Linked DNA regions of Homo sapiens: region 2 is linked to region 1. The links are chromatin loops, found by intact Hi-C in ENCODE. Cell type or tissue: chondrocyte. All regions are shown on one strand. Each heading gives the region's core, and the rest is flanking DNA. Links, peaks and the distances in the headings are about the cores only. Region 1 holds the start of BEX1 (brain expressed X-linked 1). Region 2 has its middle 60 kb from the start of BEX1.

Evidence for each region. A loop is a pair of places that touch in the nucleus more often than their neighbours do. Peaks named below come from ENCODE experiments on the same cell type or tissue, not always from the same donor. Only the 100,000 strongest peaks of a DNase experiment are listed, where the experiment ranks them.
Region 2: a loop joins it to region 1, with 2.2 times the contacts of the local background. A loop is called at or near these places in 2 of 110 quality-filtered maps.

Annotation. Positions count from the first base shown.
Region 1 is chrX:103,059,003-103,069,938 of GRCh38, reverse strand. It overlaps BEX1 (brain expressed X-linked 1), which reads left to right and starts at 5,768. Exons shown (of 3, transcript NM_018476.4): 1 at 5,768-5,843; 2 at 6,208-6,297; 3 at 6,660-7,288. The coding sequence starts at 6,665. The coding sequence ends at 7,042. RefSeq lists an enhancer at 5,584-5,878. In chondrocyte, for the core only: CTCF peaks have their summits at 6,321 and 6,523 (motif pointing left); a DNase peak (open chromatin) is centred at 5,701.
Region 2 is chrX:102,999,073-103,010,008 of GRCh38, reverse strand. It overlaps the pseudogene NUDT19P2. Among named protein-coding and RNA genes, the nearest start is that of BEX1, 60 kb to the left of the region's middle. In chondrocyte, for the core only: no CTCF peak of the experiment used is centred there; no DNase peak of the experiment used is centred there.

The DNA.
Region 1 (10,936 bases), core at 3,699-8,698:
TTGAGATGGAGTCTTGCTCTGTCGCCCAGACTGGAGTGCAGTGGCACGATGTTGGCTCACTGAAAACTCCACCTCCCGGGTTCAAGTGATTCTCCTGCCTCAGCCTCCTGGATAGCTGGGATTACAGGCACGCGCCACCATGCCTGGCTAATTTTTGTATTTTTAGTAGAGACTTGGTTTCACCATCTTGGTCATTCTGGTCTCAAACTCCTGACCTCGTGATCTGCCCGCCTCAGCCTCCCGAAGTGCTGGGATTACAGGTGTAAGCCACTGTGCCCGGCCCAGGCTCTACTTCTAATTCTAGTTCTCTTGCTATTTCCACCATATCCGCAGTGACTTCCTCTACTGAAATCTTGAAACCTTCAAAGTAATCCATGATAATTGGAATCAACTTCTTCCAAACTCCTGTTAATGTTGATATTTTGATCTCCTCCCATGATTCAGAAATGTTCTTAATAGCATTTAGAATGATGAATCCCTTCCAGAAGATTGTCAATTTACTTTGCCTTAATCCATCAGAGGAATCACTATCTATGGCAGCTATTGTCTTATGAAATGTATTTCTTAAATAATAAACCTTGAAAGTCGAAATTACTTCTTGATCCGTGGGCTGAAAAATGGATGCTGTATTTGCAGGCACGAAAACAACGTTGATCACTTCGCACATCTTCATCAGAGCTCTTCAGTAGCTAGGTACATTGTCAATAAGCAGTAATATTTTGAAAGGAATCTTTTTTACTGAGCAATGGTTCTCAGTAGTTAATTTAAAATATTCAATAAACCATGCTGTAAACATATATGCTGTCATCCAGGCTTGGTTGGTTGTTCCATTTCTAGAGCACAAGTAGAGTAGATTTAGCAAAATTCTTTAGGACCCTAGGATATTCAGAATCTTCAATGAGCATTGGCTTCAACTTAAGGTCACCAGCTGCATAAGCCCCTAACAAAGGAGAGTGAGTCTGTTCTTTAAAGCTTTGAAGTCATGCATTGACTTCTCACTAGCTATGAAAGTATTAGATAGCACTAGCTATGAAAGTATTAGATAGCATCTTCTTCCAGTGGAAGGTTGTTTCATCTACACTGAACATTTGTCATTTAGCGTAGCCACCTTCACCAATTATCTTTGCTAAATCTTCTGGGTAACTTGCTGTAGCTTCTATATCAGCACTTGCTGTTTTACCTTGTGCTGTTACATTATGGAGATAATGTCTTCTCTCAAACTTCGTGAACCAGCCTCTGCTAGATTCAAACTTTTCTTCTGCACCTTCTTCACCTCTCTCAACCTTCACACAACTGAAGAGAGTTAACGCCTTGCTCTGCATTAGGCTTTGGCTTAAGGGAGTGTTGTGGCTGGTTTGATCTATTATTCAGACCACTAAAACTTTCTCCATATTAGCAATAAGGATGTTTTGCCTTTTTTTTGCCCAGGCTAGAGTGCACTGGCACTGTCCCGGCTCACTGCAACCTCCACCTCCCGGGTTCAAGCAATTCTCCTGCCTCAGCCTCCCGAGTAGCTAGGATTATAGGCACACACCACCACGCCTGGCTAATGTTTGTATTTTTAGTAGAGGCGGGGTTTCACCATGTTGGCAAGGCTAGTCTCAAACTCCTGACCTTGTGATCTGCCTACGTCGGCCTCCCAAAGTGCTGGAATTACAGGCGTGAGCCACCACACCTGTCCCTATTTTGGCTTTTGACATGCCTTCCTCACTACACTTAATAATTTCTAGCTTTTATTTTGGCTTTCGACATGCCTTCCTCACTACACTTAATAATTTCTCGCTTTTATTTTATTTATTTATTTTTTTGAGACGGAGTCTCATTCTGTCACCTGGGCTGGGGTACAGTGGCACAATCTCAGCTCACTGCAACCTCCACCTCCTGGGTTCAAGTGATTCTACTGCCTCAGCCTCCTGAGTAGCTAGGACTACAGGCACTCGCCACTACTCCCGGCTAATTTTTCTATTTTTTTATTAGGAACAGGGTTTTGCCATGTTGCCCAGGCTGGTCTCAAACTCCTGACCTCAAGTGATCTGCCCCGCTTGGCCTCCCAAAGTGTTGGGATTACAGGTGTGAGCCACCACGCCCGGCCAATGGAATTGTTTTGAGAGTCCAAAAGTAAAACTATGTGGCTAATCTCAAATGAATTTTGACAAGGGTTCCAAGACAATTCAGTGGAGAAATATAGTCTTTTCAACAAATGGTGCTTGGCCAACTGCATAGCCACATATAAAAGAATGAAGTTACACTCTTACCTCCCGCCTTATAAAAAACTAATTCAAACTGGGTCAAAGACCTAAATGGAAGAGCTAGAAGTATAAAACTCTTGGAGGAAAATATAGGGATAAATATTTGTGACCTTGGATTACAAAGGATTCTTAGATTCAAATGACTCTTGAATTCAAAAGATTCTTAGATATGACACCAATACCAGGAGCAGCAAAGAAAAAGGTAATCTAGACTTCATCAAAATTAAAAATTATTGTGTTTCCTTTTTTTGTTCTTTTGAGACAGAGTCTCGCTCTGTGGCTCAGGCTGGAGTGCAGTGGCACAATCTCGGCTCACTGCAACCTCCACCTCCCAAGTTCAAGCGATTCTCCTGCCTCAGCCTCCAGAGTAGCTGGGACTACAGGCAGGTGCTGCCACGCCTGGTTAATTTTTTGTATTTTTAGTAGAGATGGGGTTTCACCATGCTGGCCAGGCTGGTCTCAAACTCCTGACTTCAAGTGATTCGCCTGCCTTGGCCTCCCAAATTGCTGGAATTACAGGCATGAGCCACCGTGCCTGGCCAAACACCATTGTGTTTCAAAAGGCACCATTATGAAACTGATTAAAAAACCCACAGAATGGGCTAAAATATCTGCAGATCATATATGTAGTGAGGGATTTCTGTCTAGAATATATAAAAACTCTTGCAACTCAATAATAAAAAGAAAAATAACTCAAATAAAAAGTGCACAAAGATCTGAATAGACATTGATCCAAGGAGGATATACAAATGACCTATAAGCACATGAAAAGATGCACCACATTATTAGTCATCAAGGATATGCAAATCAAAACCACCATGATATACCACTTCACCCCCACTAAAATGGTTGGAATCAAAATTTCAGATAATAACAAATGTTGACAAGAATGTGGAGAAATCAAAACCGTCATATGCTACTGGTAGGAATGTAAAATATTCAGCCACTTTGGAACATAGTTTGGCAATTCCTCAAATGAGTAATCATATTGGAATCATAAAGCTTGAAAACATCATGCTAAATAAAAAATCCAATTTCCAAAGAATACATATTATACAATTTCATTCATATGAAATGTCAAAATAGGGAAATCTATAGACAGAAAACGTATTAGTAGTTGCTTTGGTATGAAGAGGATGGGGGAATAGGAGAGTGATAGCAAAAGAATAGGAGGTCGCTTTTTGAGGTGACGAAAATATCCTGAAGTTGACTGTGGTGATGGTTGCATGTATCTATGAATATGCTAAAAACCATTGAATTTTACACTTTAAATGGGCAATCTTATGGATTGCAAATTGTATCTCCATAAAGTTGTTTTTAAAAGATATAAATTGAGGCCAGGTGCGGTAGCTCACGCCTGTAATCCCAGCACTCAAGAGGCCGAGGTTGGCGGATCACCTAAAGTCAGGAGTTTGAGACAAGCGGGGCTAATATGGCTGAAATCCCGTCTCTACTAAAAATAAAAATAAAAATTAGCTGGGCATGGTGGTGTGCATCTGTAGTCCCAGCTACTCTGGAGGCTGAGGAAGGAATATCCCTTGAACCTGGGAGGCAGAGGTTGTAGTGAACCAAGATCACGCCACTGCACTCCAGCCTGGCTGACACAGTGAGTCTCCATCTAAAAAAAAAATATATATATACACACACACACACACACACACACACACACACACACACACACACACATATATAAATTGAGACTTAACCAGATTTGGTTATTATTTGAATATGAGGGACAATGTAGAGTGATTCAAGGATAATAGCCACATTTCTGGGTTGGTCAAGGGGTGAGTACTAAGGTAGAAAACAAAGGAAAATAAACATGTCTAAGGTGAGAAGAAGTGATGAGAGAGAGAGAGACCGAGAGAGAGAGGGAGAGAGACAGAGGAAGAAAAGAAGAAAAAGAAGAAGAAGAAGAAGAAGAGAGAAGAGAGAAGAAGGAAGAAGGAAGAAAGAAGAAGAAGAAAAAGAAGAAATAGTAGTATTAAGGGCTTCCACAGGCTTCTGAGTTGAGAAAGCCAAGTGTAGTAAGAATGGTCAGTGGAGAGTGTTCCCCAGGCCCTAGCATAAATGAAGAGGTATCAGAGTGGGTATGGACTGGCAGATAGTGACCCTGCAGCAAGACTAAGCTCTTCTGGGTGACCTGGAGGTGAGACAGTCAGGGTGAGGGTCTCGGTATGCTGCACTACAAAAGCCAGGTGAGAGATAGCAAAAATGTCCCAAAGAGACTTTTCCCCGGGGTGGGTGAAAAAGAGAAGAGAGCAGGCAGGTTTGAGAACTGCTCCCCACTCCTCCCACCTCCTCAATTACTTCTAGGCTTTTCTTGGAATCTCTCACCACAGAGCTGTAGAAAAGCCCTATTCTGGTTTCCAGAATGGGAAGAGACCTCCCAACTATGCTGAGAAGTGAGTCATTAGGTGGGAATTTGGGGAAGAAATAGAAGGAAGGAGCCAAAGTGATATATTAAGGTCACCACCTTGGTCACCTGTCCATCTATATTTTTGGAGTAAGCAACAGAATTAGGAGTCTGAACATAGGAATTAAGAAGCTCTCGAATATAACAGTGGAAGACCAGCACCTTCCCAACCTCTTGTCAGGGCAGGGATACTCTATCTCTGCGTCACTCAACCTGCCTTGGCCTCACAGCTCTTCCTTTTGCTTAAGTCTTCAAACCATCAACAGTGATAGCCACTAATTTTAGCAGGTGGCATTAGTTGTCAGCAAATGTTTTTTCATATTTAATGAATGTTTATTATAATAGAATAAAATAGAAATGTTTATTAATAAAACTTGAAATTTGTCCCAGAAGGATAAAAACGTAGATTATTTACATAAAATGGCCAAGATCTGACAACAGAACTGTTTCCTGAAGATTTACTTCACAGATTATTTTGAAAACACCAACTGTGTTCAGGAAAATTTTCTCTCCTTTTTTTCATAAAATTTTCAAACAAGTGAGAATGCTCTAAAAATGATGGTGTGGAGCCTAGAGAAAATGTTTTCTGTGTGCTATAGATGAACATAAACTATATATATATATTACTTTCCCAGGTTGAAGTGTTTCTTTCAAAAATAAAATTTGATTATTTTCAATTTTTTGAGGGATGCTGATTTTTAAAAAGGAAATAAAGAGAAATTATTAGGAAGCATATACACAGCCAGTGAGAAGAGGAAAGAAGAAAAGGCCAAGGCCAGAGGAAGGGGGTTTGGGGTGGGGGAAAGGAAGGGTACAGACCCTCCCAAATAACCGAAGATGGGTAAACTCCAACCGCAAAGCGATGATGCCACTTGTGGGCCCTCAGATTGGAGAGGACGGAGATGAGTGACGGGGCTGTGCGCACTGGGGCACCGCGCACAGACGGGAGGAGGGGGGTGTCTGTGTGTTCCAAAGGGGGGAGTACCAGTTAACTGGCCGCCGGCCCGTGGGGGTTGGTGAGAAGGAGGGTGAGCTTGGCGGTGACGCACGGCCCTCACGTGACCGGGAGCTGCAGAGCTACGCAGCCTTCGGTGCAGTCGTCACTCGTGTCTCGCTACCAGCTCCCCGCTGCCCTGCGCTCGGCGGGCTGGCATCCGGCCCGGGGGAAAGCGGACCAGGTAAGGGCCCCGGGGCCCGCGCGCCCTGGCTAGGCCAGCAGAGGCTCACCGACCCCCCCGACGAGCGCAGAACAGCGCAGGGGATCCCCGCCAGCTTTCTCCACACCCCAACATTCTTGGGAACATAGTGGTCCCCTGGGGTGGGGAAGCAGTGGCGGCTGGGGCTCCAGGGGCAGCAGAGCAACCAAGAGCGATGGAAAACCATTCCCGAGTCCTTGCAGGAAAACGGTGAACACCACGGGGGGCGAGGCGGCCGAGGGTGGGAGCGGGGGGCGGGAGACGCGGGGCGCTGGCAGTGAGGAGGGCCCTAGGCGGAGAAGGAGCTAGCGTTCCGCTGCAGCAGCCCCCCCTCCCCACACCCCAGCCCTTCTGCAGGTCTGCGGGGCCAAGTGTCCCGGCGGCGCACCTCGTGGCGAGAATCGGGAGAAGGAGGAGACTACAAGGATAGGCCCAGGTCAGTGCGAGGGACGGTGGTGGGGGCGGGTGCAGAGTCCAGTCTGAGGTCCCCTCCCAACTCCCCCATCTCCCGTCCTCCATTTTGGTGCCTGCCGAGATCTAGGGATGGATCTGTAGGGAAAATGGTGGGTTTGGGGGCAGGTAGGGGAAGACACGAGAGGTGGGGGGGGGGGCGGGCTCGAATGGGGGCCCCCTAGTGGGCGCACGAAACCTCTCTGGTGGGAAACGTGAAATTAAACAAAACAAAACATGTTGATAGCCATGACGCGGAATCCTGAAAAATGAGTAGCCGTGCCTCTGTCCTCGGTACTGAAGCGTTCACCAGCTGTTCAGCCCCTTCTCTCTCCTTTTGTCTCCTAGGAGTAATGGAGTCCAAAGAGAAACGAGCAGTAAACAGTCTCAGCATGGAAAATGCCAACCAAGAAAATGAAGAAAAGGAGCAAGTTGCTAATAAAGGGGAGCCCTTGGCCCTCCCTTTGGATGCTGGTGAATACTGTGTGCCTAGAGGAAATCGTAGGCGGTTCCGCGTTAGGCAGCCCATCCTGCAGTATAGATGGGATATGATGCATAGGCTTGGAGAACCACAGGCAAGGATGAGAGAAGAGAATATGGAAAGGATTGGGGAGGAGGTGAGACAGCTGATGGAAAAGCTGAGGGAAAAGCAGTTGAGTCATAGTCTGCGGGCAGTCAGCACTGACCCCCCTCACCATGACCATCATGATGAGTTTTGCCTTATGCCCTGAATCCTGATGGTTTCCCTAAAGTTATTACGGAAACAGACCCCTGCTTTCGAATTTACATGTTCATGATGTGCCCTTGTTGTAAACCTTTACCTGTCACTTGTTTACGTGGGTCTCCTATTACCAGCTTCTAATTGAATATTGTGTTTTTGAACCAGTCTGTAAGATTTTTGTTAGCAGAAGAATTTTACCTATTGCATGGAAAGATGCTCATTATAGTGAAGTTAATAAAGCACCTTTAAAAAGCAATCTCTATATTCTTTTTTTGTTAAAAATTTATATTGATTGTACTTAATACATGAAAAGAAAAGTACTGAAATTAAATATACCAAAGGATTAATATAGGGACTCATTCTATGAGATGGGTTAATGTATTTTTTATATTTTCTGTAATTTAAGAAAAATTGGAAACATTTTTAAATAACCTTTGAAGGCAGTAGAGTCACTTAATAAATACTTGCTGATCAGCACTACTCACAAAAGCAAAGACATGGAATCAACATAAATGTCCATCAGTGAGAGACTGGATAAAGTAAATATACATATACATCATGGAATATTATGCAGCCATAAAAATAAAGAAATCATGTCTGTTGTGGGAATATGGATAGAGCTGGAGGCTATTATCCTTAGCAAACTAATGCAGGAACAGAAAACCAAATACTGCATATTCTCATTTATAAGTGGGAGCTAAATGAAAACTCATGAACACAAAAAAGGGAACAACACACACTGGGATCTGTAGGGGTGGAGAGTGGGAGGGGGAAGAGGAACCTAAAAGATAACTATTGGGTGCTGGGCTTAATACCTGGGTAATGAAATAATCTGTGCAACAACCACCCCCCCACCTGCCCCCAGCCCATGACACAAGTTCACCTATGTAACAAACCTTCACATGTACCCTGGAACCTAAAAGTTTTCTTAAAAAAAGAAAAAAAAAATACTTGCTAATCAAATTTGGATCTCTTAGCCAGGTAAATAAACTCAGGAATTTGTATAAGTTGGGGGTGGCATTTCCTTCACATGACTGGAATGAGGTCATTTGTGTGAGACCTGTGTTTACCTGTTTTTTCTCCCATCCACACCTATTATGCAAGACTCTCATCCTCAGATTTTCCCTTCAGATGTTTAGCAGAGTGCTCAAAGGTAGGTCTCACTAGTCCAGCATAGTTCCTATTCTCAGGAATAAAATGTCTGTTGGTCATGCTGTGGTTTCTTCATGACGAGGCAGGCACTTAACCGAAGTAAAATTAATAATGACTGAGTCAGGAGCTCTGAGTTTTTGTCTCGGTTCAGTTTCTAAACAAGTAAATAACTTTGGATGTGTAACTTAGATTACTTGCCATTCCTAAAGGAACACTGGGTTCATTTAGTAATGTCACAGTGTTTCTAAAACTATGCTAATCTGCCACCTGTGTGAGAATCACCAGGGGATTTCTTGAAAATGTGGATTCATACAAAGTTCTTGGGTCCCAACATAGATCCCCTGAATGGGGCTTCAGAACTTTTGTTTTTAGCAAGCTTTCCTGGTGATTCTGATGCACATTAATGTCTAAATGGCTACTGGTATGTAAATATTTACTATGATGTCAATTTTTTTTTTTTTTCTGAGACGGAGTCTCGCTCTGTTGCACCTCTGCCTTCCGGGTTCACGCCATTCTCCTGCCTCAGCCTCCTGAGTAGCTGGGACTACAGGCACCCGCCACCACGCCCGGCTAATTTTTTGTATTTTTTAGTAGAGATGGTGTTTCACCGTGTTAGCCAGGATGGTCTGGATCTCCTGACCTTGTGATCTGCCCACCTCGGCCTCCCAAAGTGCTGGGATTACAGGCGTGAGCCACCGTGCCCAGCTGATATCAGTTCTTAAAAGCCATAATAACTTGCAGAATATAAAGGTGAATATCTGAATTCAGTTCAGGGAACCATTAAAATGTAAAGGATGAGATCATGAAAAAAGCATTAGATTTATTACATAACAATTTGAATTTTATTATCTTTTGTGGAATATTAGGTGATTTCTTCTGTACTCAACTGCATTTTTCTTAACATGGATTACGTTAAGAAGAAATACAAGCTAACAACAGATCCAGATCCAAAGAACTATTCAGTTAGCTTACAAATGCAATTGAAACACATAAAAATTCCCATTGACAGAACTGAGATATGTAAATTTCATGTTAGCCTTGGATAGAGTATTCATGCCTTGGTGTAATTATCCCTCCTATGGAGTGCAGGTAAAATAACTGTCTTAATCAATAGAATACAGCAAAAGTGACGGGATGTCACTTCTGTGATTATGTTACAGAAGATTGTGATTGTCATCTTGCTAGCAGATTCATTCTGTCTCTTCCTTCCTCCTTCCTCCCACTTTTGCTGGCTTTGATGAAACAAGCTGCCATGTTGGAGAGGCACATATAGCAAGGAATTGAGAGTGTTCGCCAGCCAACAGCCAGTGAGGAACTCAGGCCCTCAGTCTAATAGCCCTCGAGGAATTGAATCCTGCCAAAACAACAAAGGTGAGTTTGGAAGCAGATTCTTGCCCAGCTTAGTCTTCAGATAAAACTGTGGCCCAGGCTAACATCTTGATTGCAGCCTTCTAAAAGACCCTGAGGTGGAGGATCCAGATAAGCCACACCCAGACTTTTGACTCACAGAATCTCTGGGATAATAAATGAACGTTCTTGTAAGCTGCTAAATTTTGGGGTGATTTGTTACACAACAATAGATAATTAATACAGTCTCTAAAGGATAATGGTGTTTTAAAACAACCACAGCACCATTATCAAACATAAAAATGGGCAAAAATTTCTTAATGTCCACTCTTCAAATTCTCAGTAGTTATATATATATATATATATATATATATATATATATATATATATAGAGAGAGAGAGAGAGAGAGAGAGAGAGAGAGAGAGAGAGAGAGATGGAGTTTCACTCTTGTTGCCTAGGCTGGAGTGCAATGACAGTCTCAGCTCACTACAGCCTCTGCCTCCCGGGTTCAAATGATTCTGCTGTCTCAGCCTCCCAAGTAGCTGGGATTACAGTTGCCCGCCACCATGCCTGGCTAATTTTTGTATTTTTAGTAGAGACAGAGTTTCACCATGTTGGCCAGGCTGGTCTCGAACTCCTGACCTCAGGTGATCTGCCTGCCTTGGCCTCCCAAAGTGTTGGGATTACAGGTGTGAGCCACTGTGCCCTCCCAGGTCTCATAATTTTTAACCTGAAACTATGTAAACTAACACAAAATAAATTATGTGCTTGAGGAACACTATTGGCCTCATCAAATTACAAATAACAGGAAACACCTAATGTAAAGCCTTCTACGGAGAAGCTGACAAAAGAATGCGTGTTTGAAAAAACGCCTCAGATCCAACATAGGTCTGGGGTCACAGACTCTGAAAGTCTAGCAAATGATAACAGAAAAGCTGGTCTGTTTATGCAATGAAAATTTAAGACAGTCTGAGGATAAGGAAGGGTTGTGACACACAACTGAGTAACCCCAAACAATCATTTGATACTCTGATATCTGCATTTTTCAGAAGTCTTGTCAAATAGTTACATGTACTCAGATTTGTCAAAGTAACTTGTTTAACTCTAGAAGGAAAAAAAATACCTGCATGGTGGCTCATGCCTGTAATCCCAGCACTTTGGGAGGCTGAGATGGGTCAGGAGTTGGAGACCAGCCTAGCCAACATGGCGAAACCCCATCTCTACTAAAAATATGAAAACTAGCAGGGTGTGGTGGTGGGCGCCTGTAATACCAGCTACTCAGGAGGCTGAGGCAGGAGAATTGCTTGAACCCGGGAGGCGGAGGTTGCAGTGAGCCGAGATCGCGCCATTGCACTCCAGCCTGGGAGACAGAGCGAGACTTTGTCTCAAAAAGAAAAAAAAAAA
Region 2 (10,936 bases), core at 2,054-7,053, 58 kb after region 1:
CCATATTGGCCAGCCTGGGCATTAGGTTTTAATTTTTGCTAATCTGATGACAGATTTGATTTATTTTTCATAATCATGAGAGATTAAGCATATTTTCATGTGCATCAGACTCTTGTATTTAAGAGTCATCATTGCCTTTCTCTTGTAAGAAAACTAAGGCATTTTGTGAAAAATGAAATCCAGTGTATGACATATAGTATAGTCAAAGATCTTGAAATATAATTGGTGTCTTAACTATCACTTCCCACCTTTAAACATTCCTCCTCTTTAGAGGTGAAAAAAATTACTTATATTAAATGTACTGAAAATAAACATTAAATACTGTCTCTCTAACCTCTTTGTGTTCATTTACAATTCAAAATAAAAATAATGGGTTTTGCTATGGCTTTATATTTCCTTAAAATATTAATGAAGATTCATAATTTGGGAAATATAATAATGTCACTTGATTCTTAAAAGAATTGTATCTTAGTCATCAAGCTAAACACAGCAAGAAAACAATGACATTATCACTTGAAGTTTGTCTCAGTGTATTGTTAACCATGTAATCAGCCACCCTTAAGTTAATTTCAGCAGTGTCAAGGAAATTCATGGAGCAACCTTCAAAGCACATTAGGGAAGTGCTAACACACTGGACAGTAAGAACAGTAGCAGTAGAGCATGTTATTTAAACTTGAGATAATAAAATACAGAAGTGAGAACCCTTGTGAAATTTTTGTTTGGGTAACAAGATCATTAATACTGTTAATGGATAAACCAAACTCTAAAATATATATATATATATATATATATATTTTTTTTTTTTTTTTTTTTTTTTTTTTTCTTGAGATGGAGTCTCGCTCTGTCGCCCAGCTGGAGTGCAGTGGCACAATCTCGGCTCACTGCAACCTCCGCCTCCTGGGTTCGAGTGATTCTCCTGCCTCAGCCTCCCAAGTAGCTGGGACTACAGGTGCCCGCCACCACGCCCAGCTAATTTTTTTGTATTTTTAGTAGAGACGGGGTTTTACCATGTTGGCCAGGATAGTCTTGATCTCTTGACCTCATGATCCACCCGCCTCGGCCTCCCAAAGTGCTGGGATTACAGGCATGAGCCATCGTGCCCGGCCAACTCTAAAATATTTTAAAGTTTACTCTGAACCAATGTGATTTCAGCCTGTCTTAAGGAGTCCTAAGAAACTGCACCCAAGGCACTCAGATTATACTTCAGTTTTATATGTTTCAGGGAGGCAAGAGTGACAGGCAAAGATACGAGTCAATACATGGAAGGTATCCTTTCATTCACACTGAAAATGCAGGATATCTGGAAGCAGTATGGGGGTTTAGAGCTTATAGGTAGATTCAGAGATTCTTTAATTTGCAGTTCGTTAAAGGAGTAAGGCTCTATCTAAAACTTGGCATCAACAGAAAAGAATGTTTTAAGATAGGGATGCTATGTAACAAGATTAATGGCCTACATGTGTGACTTAACGCTTGCCTTGCATGACCTTAGGCCTTGTTTAAAATTTGGTATCTTATTGCCACAAAGAGAGTTTTGTCTTAAAATATCTATTTTAACATTAATGCTGGTTAACTGCTGTGCCTAAACTCCTAAAGGGAGGGGGTATAATAATGTATGAATGACCTCTCTTCCCATTATGGCCAGGAACTCAGTTTAAGGTTTCTCTGGCAGGGTCCCCTTGGCCAAGAGGGGGTGTGTACAGTGGGTGAGGGACTTAAGATATTATGTTTAGTTTACAATACTTTATAGATTTTGTACTTGTGGTATACTGTAAAGTTTACAGAATAAAATAAGCAAGAGTTCTATAGTATACTTGAAATAAACACCACATTATAACTTTTACAGGCACAAAGTTTCTAAAGATTCAAGCAAGTTTAGTCAACCTTCATTTATTAGGACTACTTCAAGTATGCCAGCTTACAAACAAGAAGCATCCTACAAATGGTTCTTACTACATAATTCTTAGAATGAGTGTATTTATACTTTGAACAGTCACATGAGTGTTAAGATGTCAATTTTACATCACTACTTGGTGAAACTTTTTGTCTACCTTCATGATTTCTTCAGTTTTTTTTTTAGCAGACAAGACTGTAAAAAGTGTGAATCTAAATATAGCTTATCACCTGGTAAAAGCTGGAGCATTTCATTAGCAGTTAACGTGATCATCAGCCGTCTTTCTACCCCTTCTAATGCAAGATCCAAACAAAATTTGTGCAAGTCAGAGAGAGGCAAAGAATAAGTCTTATTTCATAAAACTATGTGGGTGCCAAATTTCTTCAGGCATAAAACTTTCAGTTGCTGCTGATGGAGATGACCACTGGCAGCCCACCACCTTGGCCAAGTTAGAGTAGATGGCCAGTGGCTCCCGCAGGCAGCAAAGGAAGAAGGCTGTGTCAAAATGTCTGCTGCTGCTGTGCTCCAGTAATGCAGCACCCAGATGTCAGGTATGCAGTTGAGGTGTACACACAGGTGTAGGAACTGATTCAAGTCATAGTTGATATGGGCGCATGAGGTGGCCAGGCCCAGTGGTGGCATAAGGCATGGCCATGGTCCGGTGCAGGCTCCTCTGACCAGGGTCTACCAAAGAGTCCCTGGGCTGCCTATATGTTTTTCCATAAACTGCTTATGCATATCCTTTACTCATTTTTCTTAGGTTGTATCTTATTTTTAAGATCTATTTGTATGATAATTAGTCCTTTCATTTGTGGCAAAGGTTTTTGTAATTAGCTTTTTGGAGAGGTATTTTTCATAGATATTATAAAATGGTTTACATAGCCAAACAATAATTTTGTCTTCTGGACTGCTAGCTGCATTAAACAAGTTTGACTTCTTAGTGTGAATAAAAATTGTCTTTGAAGTTCCTGGAAGAACTAGCAGTTATGTTTGCAGAACCTGAAACAGCAAGCCTCGGAATCCACAAACAAAAGAGGCAAAAGGAGGTCAACAAATGCCCCAGTTTTCTGAAGAGAAAGATTCATGGAAAGTCAGGCTAATTTATGTTAGTTCTGAGCAAAGTTATAGCACTAATCACTAAGCCAGCAGGTTCAGGAACAATGATCAAAGGGCATATGGCCACCAGGAGGAAGTCATGCCAAATCCAGTTAGCCCCTACTTTTGTTAAGATCTCTGGCCACATAAATCAGAAGATTGCCATAGGCTTAGAACTTCTGGGTTTCAGCAATGCATTTGATAAAGTATCTCAAGACTTTCCTGTGGACAAGGTTGTTAGCCATATCCATAGGTGGTTGAACAACTATATCCAAAGAGATTAATTAATGAGTCAATCAAATTGGAGGGCTCCCTAAAGGCCAGGGCTCTCTGAACTTGATCACATCTTAATGTTATCATTGATTTGGGTAAAGGCACAGAAGACCACTTATCAGATTTACAGGATACATGAGGCTGGGAGAGCAAGTTAATACAAGGACACACTGGAATCAAGATATAAAAAGATAATTGACAGCTTGAAACAGGGTTAAGAAGGGTAAATGTAAAATCCCATACTTTTCTAGGGGAAACAACATGGATAAACAGAGCTTGGGAGAGATAATGAGTCAAAAGCAGTCATTTATGTGTAAAGAAACATGCAAATTTAAGTTGTGTCTGGTTGCCAAAGGAGCCCACACCTAGGTTGTGAGCTGCCTGGCTGGCTTCTGGCTCAGATGCAAAGCTGGAGCAGATCTCTCTGCTGTAGCTTTGGATTTCGTGATTTTGAGATTTGTGTTCAAAGTCACCAACATCTCCCAAAGTCTCCAGGAAGAAGAGGCACCTGTCCAGATGAGCCCAGGTGGCTTCTGCCTTTGCTCGCCTTCTGACACCTGCATGGTGGTTATCTGCCAACTGTGCCCTGGGCCTATGCCCTTTCAGTCTAAACTCACACTGGTAGAGCTCCTAGAGGTCATCAAGCATAATTGTCTTCATGTTAAAGCCCGAGAAGTGGAGGCCCAGAGTGGTGTGGCGAGCAGGGGAGAGGACGATGACAAACCTAAGGTCACATGGCAAGTGAGCAGTAAAATGTTCCTATTCTCAGCACAGGGCTACCTCCACTCAGCCTCTTTTCCCTCTGCCTGCTCTCTCTCAGGTAAGGCAAGCCCCCAGGAGTAGGACAGTATGGAAGGAAACACTTGGTCCTACCAGATGGACTCCTTTCCCAAGCCCTGAGTAGGGAGAATCATGAAGGCCTTGCCAAGCTTTAGAGATTTAGAAGCTGCCTCCTTGACCCAAGACTGAAGAGATATGAAAGGCCCTCCAGAGGGTTCCATCTTCTCCAGTCTCCATCAGGTCACCAAGTTCCCCTGAATGAATATACAAATGAAGCTTTAAGATGAGCCCCCAGGGCCAGGTGTGTTGGCTCATGCCTGTAATCCCAGCACTTTGGGAGGCTGAGGCTGGTGGATCACCTGAGGTCAGGAGTTCGAGACCGGCCTGGCCAACATGGTGAAACCCCATCTCTACTAAAAATACAAAAATTAGCCAGGTGTGGTGGTGGGTGCCTGTAATCCCAGCTACTCGGGAGGGTGAGTCAGGCAAATTGCTTGAACCTGGGAGGTGAAGGTTGCAGTGAGTCGAGATCTTACCACTGTACTCCAGCCTGGGTGACAGAGCAAGACTCCGTCTCAAAAAAAAAAAAAAAAAAAAAAAGATGAGCCCCCAATCCCTGTCAGCTTGCTGTCCCTAAGACCCTCCTATGTAGAAATCCTGGAACTGCCCCCCACCATTATACTTCTCAGACATTCTTTCTTCCTTGTTCCCACTCTTGGGAATTCCAAAGATATTTCAGGGCCTGGTTACTGACCCAGTCACAGAGAAGTCCTTGTCTTTTCAGCTTCAAGGGATAAGCAGGATCCAGAACTTCTCTCCAGCACAGCCTGGATTAAGGAGGTATTGCCGAGGCTGGCTGGGAAGGCAACTGCTTCTAAAGGAAGCAGACCTCCTGTCCCTTCAGGCATCCTTTTCTGTGGCTGGAGGCCACTCACATCACACAATACACCCAGGGTCTCAGGGTGTTTTGCAACCTTCGGAATTAGCTTGCCACAGGAACACTCACATCACACACACACACACACACACACACACACACACACACACACACACACACTCAAGCCATCCCTCAGGCCCTAGCACAGCTGCTTCTCAGTCCTCCCTGCCAGTCTTACAGATGTTTGAAGGCATGGTTAGCTGAGGGAAGGTTCCATTTGCTCAGCCAGCTTCTGGCGCTGCTCTTAGTAGCCCTTGACAAACATCATCTCCAGCCACTTCCTGCCACCCTCAGCAGCCCAGAGTGCCTTTTCAGTTCAGGGATAGCCCAGCTGCCTCATCTTCCTCCATTTCCACCCTCTGTGGCATCTACTTCTTGCTTCCTTTCCTCTTTTTGTACCTGTCCCATCAGCTCCACATCTACTCACAGCTCTGAAGTCATTTCCCAATTCCCCATGCTCCATCTGTCTGCTGGGGAAAGGGTGCATAAGGGCTTCTTTCCAAATTCTTCTGACTTATTACCTCAGGCTTTTCAGAGCCTCAGTGTTCTCCATATAAAATGACTTCTGCTTTATCCAGTATCTAATATCCTATCATTTTATTAGCTTCTGCAGTTCCAAAATCTTAAGAAGTTGTTTACATGCATTAGGTGCCTATGACATGCCAGGCTCTGCATCACAGGCAGTATCTCATTTATGCCTCCTGAAACCTTGAGAGGCAGTAATGTTAGCAGCTCTATTTTACCCATAGGGAAACTGAGGCAGCGCTGAGCGGTTACATAACTTGACTAAGATGACTGAGCTGGCCCCTGGAGAATGAGGCTGAAGCCAAGTGGTGGTGTGGCTCAGAGACCACACCCAGCACCCCCATATCACAGTGTGGTTCAGAATCCATGAATATTTCAGAGCTACCTTATTTGTGCTGATCAGGATTGGGAGGCCTAGAAGATTAAAGGAAATTTTTCCTAACAGCCCTGAGGTCAGGGGAGTGATGATCTCCCCTGGTGTCAGAGGACTCCTCAGAACACCAACATTGCCCATCCCAATTTGTTCGAAGGACACAGTAAGAGAATACTTCCAATCCAGTAGGAGGGATTTGGGTCAGGCAAGAGTATTAAGTTATTTTTCACTTTTGAAGTTAAAAAGATCAGAAGTTTCTGACAGGCTTTAATGAGAATAGTCTTCCCTGGGTCCCACTCAGTCCAGCTGCTCAGAGGTAGCCACATTTAATGTTTTTAGGTGCTCCTTCTGGTATTTGCTTTTGTCTTTCTAAATGATGTGCTCTTGCTGCTGTTTCTTTACTTACCAATTTTTAGTTATTTTCTACTGATTTGGACAGAATTTGACAGGATCTGTACAAATATCCTGGGAGTGACAGTGGAAGAATGTCTTCCTAGAGGAGAGAGGTTGAGGGCCCAGGAATAGGGGATGGCTCTTTTGCATGAGGGGAAGAGGGACAGTTCTACTGAAGAGCAGAAGGCAGCCACGGAGTTTCTGGCTCCAACCTCCAAGCACACTGTGTCCCATGGCTTCTTCCAGGACTTTGTGAGACAATCCTTTTCCTCTTAGCATGGATAGCAGGCCATGTCATTGACACCTCCAGGCCTGCCTAAGGTGTGTTTGCTTGCTTCACTCTACCCGGAGTCCCCTATCTGCTTCTTTCTCTTTTGTCTAAAATGCTACCTTCAGCTATAGCTCAGTGTTACTCTCTTACGGGGAGCCTCCTTGGCATGGCTGCCCTTCCCTTTCCTTGAGTTTCTGAAGGCTGGGCCATGGGAACAGCACATCTCATACTTCTTGGTACTCTGGCAATTCAGGGGTCTATATCTGGCCTCTCAGGTTAGCTATTGAGGCCGCAGAATGCAAGAGCCTATCAGATGTCCCAACCAGCACCTCTAGTTCTGAGCTTAGCCCTGGCACATGTAAGGGCTCAAAACCTAGGGCTCTGGTAGTTATGGTTTCTATTAGAGGACCTGCAGCAGGGAGAAGACAAAGTTAACTTGGCCCTACCTGAGACCACAGCCCTGCTATAAGTTTCTGAACAGAATAAAATATTCAGGTAGCCCTTCACAGTTAACAAAACACTTTAATAACAACCTTGTACATTACGCGTTTATCAACATTCCAACTTAAAGATGACTTAAATCAGGTTCTGAGAGGCTTTCCAGAAGTCTTACCACTAGAAGAAGCAGAGTTGGCCAAGAATAGCAAGTTTTTACATTCTTTCCTCTGTCCCTGGGCCCTGCCAAGTCCCAGCCTCACACACAGAAGAGGCAAGTGTTGAGCAGAGGCTGCTCAGTGAGGCTGCCAGATAAAACAGGACAATGAGACAAAGGGCCAGCTGCTTTACTCTCACTCACTTGGAGCTCCATCAGCAGCTTCAGTCATGGTGTGCATCCAGGTATTCACAAAGCTCCTACTGTGTGCTGTGCACATGGTCATCAGTAAAACCAATAATGTTCCTGTGCTCAGAATTTATCATCTCAGGGAGTACACAGTCTCTTTCTCAACTCTTCTCATTAGCAGTCACCCATCATGGTACCCTGTACAGGAGTGAAAGTCAGAAAAGCCCAGATTGTCAGCCCCAGGAGCTGGCTGCTCACCAGAATTGCCTGGTTGGGGACCACTTGACTAGTCTCAACTCCTGTTTTATAGAATGGGAAGATGGAGTACACTGTCACACAGAGGTTGGGGTGGCCAAGCCAGGGAAAGCCTCCTGAGTCTTCCTGGCATGACCTCCAGCAGCAGTCATGTTCTCAGAATTGATTACATGGCTAAGGGTCAGGCCAGCACACTAGGGCAGTGAGGAAACAGCCCATAAGGAAATAAAGATGGGGCAGGGGTGGGTGGCACGGAAGAGCTAGTGGGGGTGGCATGTGGACCAAGGAAGATGAAGGGAGTGGCAGAGCTGGGCATGAAGAAACATACTATGCTGAAAGGCTCACTGCTAGGTACCAACTACAGGGGCTACCAAGAACAGGGTTGCATTGGGAGACAGACACTAGGCTGAGCAGCAGGATGCTTGTATTCATGTTGAGGAGTTAGGGTGGGCTCTGGGCCATCATCATTAACCTGCTAAAACCTCTAGACAGGAGATTAGAGCTCAGTCGTGGCTGACAAGGTAACTGACAGATCTCAACAGAGTAGAATAGCCAACTCAGGCTGACCACCTGCTTCTCCCTCTGCTTGGCCACTTCTGACAAGCAGAATTGCATCTCTGGCCTCGGGTTCCCAGCAAAGCCCGGGAGAGGCCTGAAATCTGTTCTATAAACACACAAACCAGGGATAATTAAGTTTCCCCACTGATTCTCTTTCAACTACTCTCCATGGCCATTAAATGGGTGACAGAGTGACAAATAGTATTAGACTTGTCTCAGGTCTCATACAATACAGAGAGCCCCATCTTCCTGCTGTAGTCTCTAGCTTACCCCCAGGGAGAGCGCAGCTTAGTAGGGACTACTTCTCCACCCACTGGCTGTAGGCCAGGCTCACCTCACCCTTTTTTCATTTTGCAAATTCTTCCTGGGTATCTCCTCTGTGCCAAGGCCAACAGGTAAAGAAGACCATGGTGGGGCTTGGACTGTCCTCCTCTATACTTGACCCAGCCCTTTCTCCACCAAGTCAAGTTTATCCAAGACTGCATCTTCCCAGAAGCCTCAGCCCAAGACCAGCACACATAGCCCTGACAATCCCTGCTACCCAGTCTCCCTGTCACTGGGGGAATACTGATCTTCCCAAAGATGTTCACATACTAATTCCTGAAACCTGTGATTGTGTTACCTCGCCTAGCAAAAGAGACTTTGTAGATGTGATTAAGGGTAGGATCCTGAGAAGGGGAGACCATCCAGGCAAGCCCAATGTAGTCAAGAGGGTCCTTATAACTGAAGGATTGGAGCAATTCAGAAACAATGTGACAAAGGAAGCAGTGTTAGAGTGTTGCAGTGTGACTAAGACTCTACCATCCACCTCTGGCTTTGAAAACAGAAAGGGGTCATGAACCAAGAGATGTGGAAGAGCTCTAGATACTGAAAAAGACAAGGAAACAGGCTTTCCCCTAGTGCTCCATAAGGGACAGAACCCATTTCAGACTTCTCATTCCCAGAACTATAAGGTAATAAGTTTGTGCTGTTTTAAGCCAAGTCTGTGGTAATTACTATTTTCCTATTGCTGCAAATTACTAACACATACCTTATGACCAGTTCTATGCTCCAGTCAAAACCAGGCCACCTACAGCTGTGTAAGCCATCCCATTTCACATCTCCCTGCCTTTGTACATGTTGTGCCCACCACCTGGGATGCTGTTCCTGGCTACTTAATGTCTTTGTTCCAGCACCTTCTCAATAAAGGCTTCCAATTTCCCTTGTGTGGACAGCTTCATGCTTGTGCTTCCACAGTACTTGACTGTTCTTCTCACTGGGTGCTGTTCAATTTTGCACTTGGTGTGAATTGTTAGTAGGGAGTTTCATCTACTTTCATAACCCCAAATTCTTTTGTATATGGCAGCTTAGTGAACATTTGCAAAATGACTATACAATGGCCTACTCTGTTTTGTGCAGCCTCTGCACAGAAGCAGTAGAGCAAGGTGGTTGAAAGTATAAGTTCATGTCATTTTTTTTTTTTTTTTTGGGACACAGTCTCACACTGTTGCCCAGGCTGGAGTGCAATGGCGTGATCTCAGCTCACTGCAAACTTCGCCTCCCAGGTTCAAATGATTCTCCTCCCTTGGCCTCCTGAGTAGCTGGGATTACAGCCACCCGCCACCACGCCCAGCTAATTTTTGTATTTTTAGTAGAGACGGGGTTTCACCATGTTGGCGAGGCTGGTCTTGAACTCCTGACCTTGTGATCCCCCCACCTCAGCCTCCCAAAGTGCTGGGATTACAGGCATGAGTTACCACTCCCGGCCCAAGTTCATGTCATTTTATATCAAAAGACTAAAATCTTGATCTTGTTAGTATTCATGCTGAAGTATACAGGGGAAGTATACAGATGTCTGCAACTTGTTTTGAAATGCACCAAAAGTGAGATTGATAGTTATGGGGATGTGTAGATAAGTGATAAAACAAGCTTCTTTAAGTGTTAATGGTATATGGGTATTCAGTATAAAATTCTGTCAGTTGGGTTATATTTTTTTCACAAGCTATTAGGGAAAAAGTGTACATCCTGGGACTAGACAGTCTGAGAAAGTCCTGGTGCTACCACTTTCCAACCACATGAACTTAGGCAGATTACTTCTCTCTCTCTAGGCCTCAGTTTCCTCATTTATAAGATGAGGGAATAGTACCTTCCATATGGTTGTGAGGACCAGGTGAGTTAATGCATGGGAAGTGTTTAAGAGTGCCCTAAGTACCAAATAAGTGTCAGCAGCCAGTCACCTCTTGACAAGCCCCACCTTTCCTTCCTTTTCACCCTCAGGAGCATCACAGAACTAGGCATGGGGCAGACACTTGGAAGCTTATTGGTGGCCTGGTGAAAGGCTCTCTTGGGACAAGAAGTTGGGGGCAGAGGGAAGAGAGTATCTGCCAGTCGGCCTGTCTTCTTCCTCAGTCTGAAGGAAGAGAGGGTCTTTTGGACTTGACGCCCATAGCACATGCTAAGCACTTCTGCCCCATTTTCTCCTTAGAAGGAAGGTGCCTCAGAATTCCAGGCACAGGGAATAGTCCAAAAAGCCATAAAGGTGTGAGACAGCTGTTTCCAGAAGCAAATTATTGGAGGTAACCAGGGCTCTGCCAAACAGCATCCGAATTATTAGGAGCCAGGGCTGTCAGAGAAAAACATGTTGATGTATGCCTAGAAAAATTACACTTGAAATATTGAGGATGGATGAGAGGGAAACAAAAATGGAAGCCCAGAGACTAATTGGGAAGCTCCTGTGGTAATCTAGGGTAGACATGAGAGGCAGTGGTGTACAGTTGATGTATGACTCTCTACTTCTGGGTCAAGCCTACAAAGAGGGTTCTCAC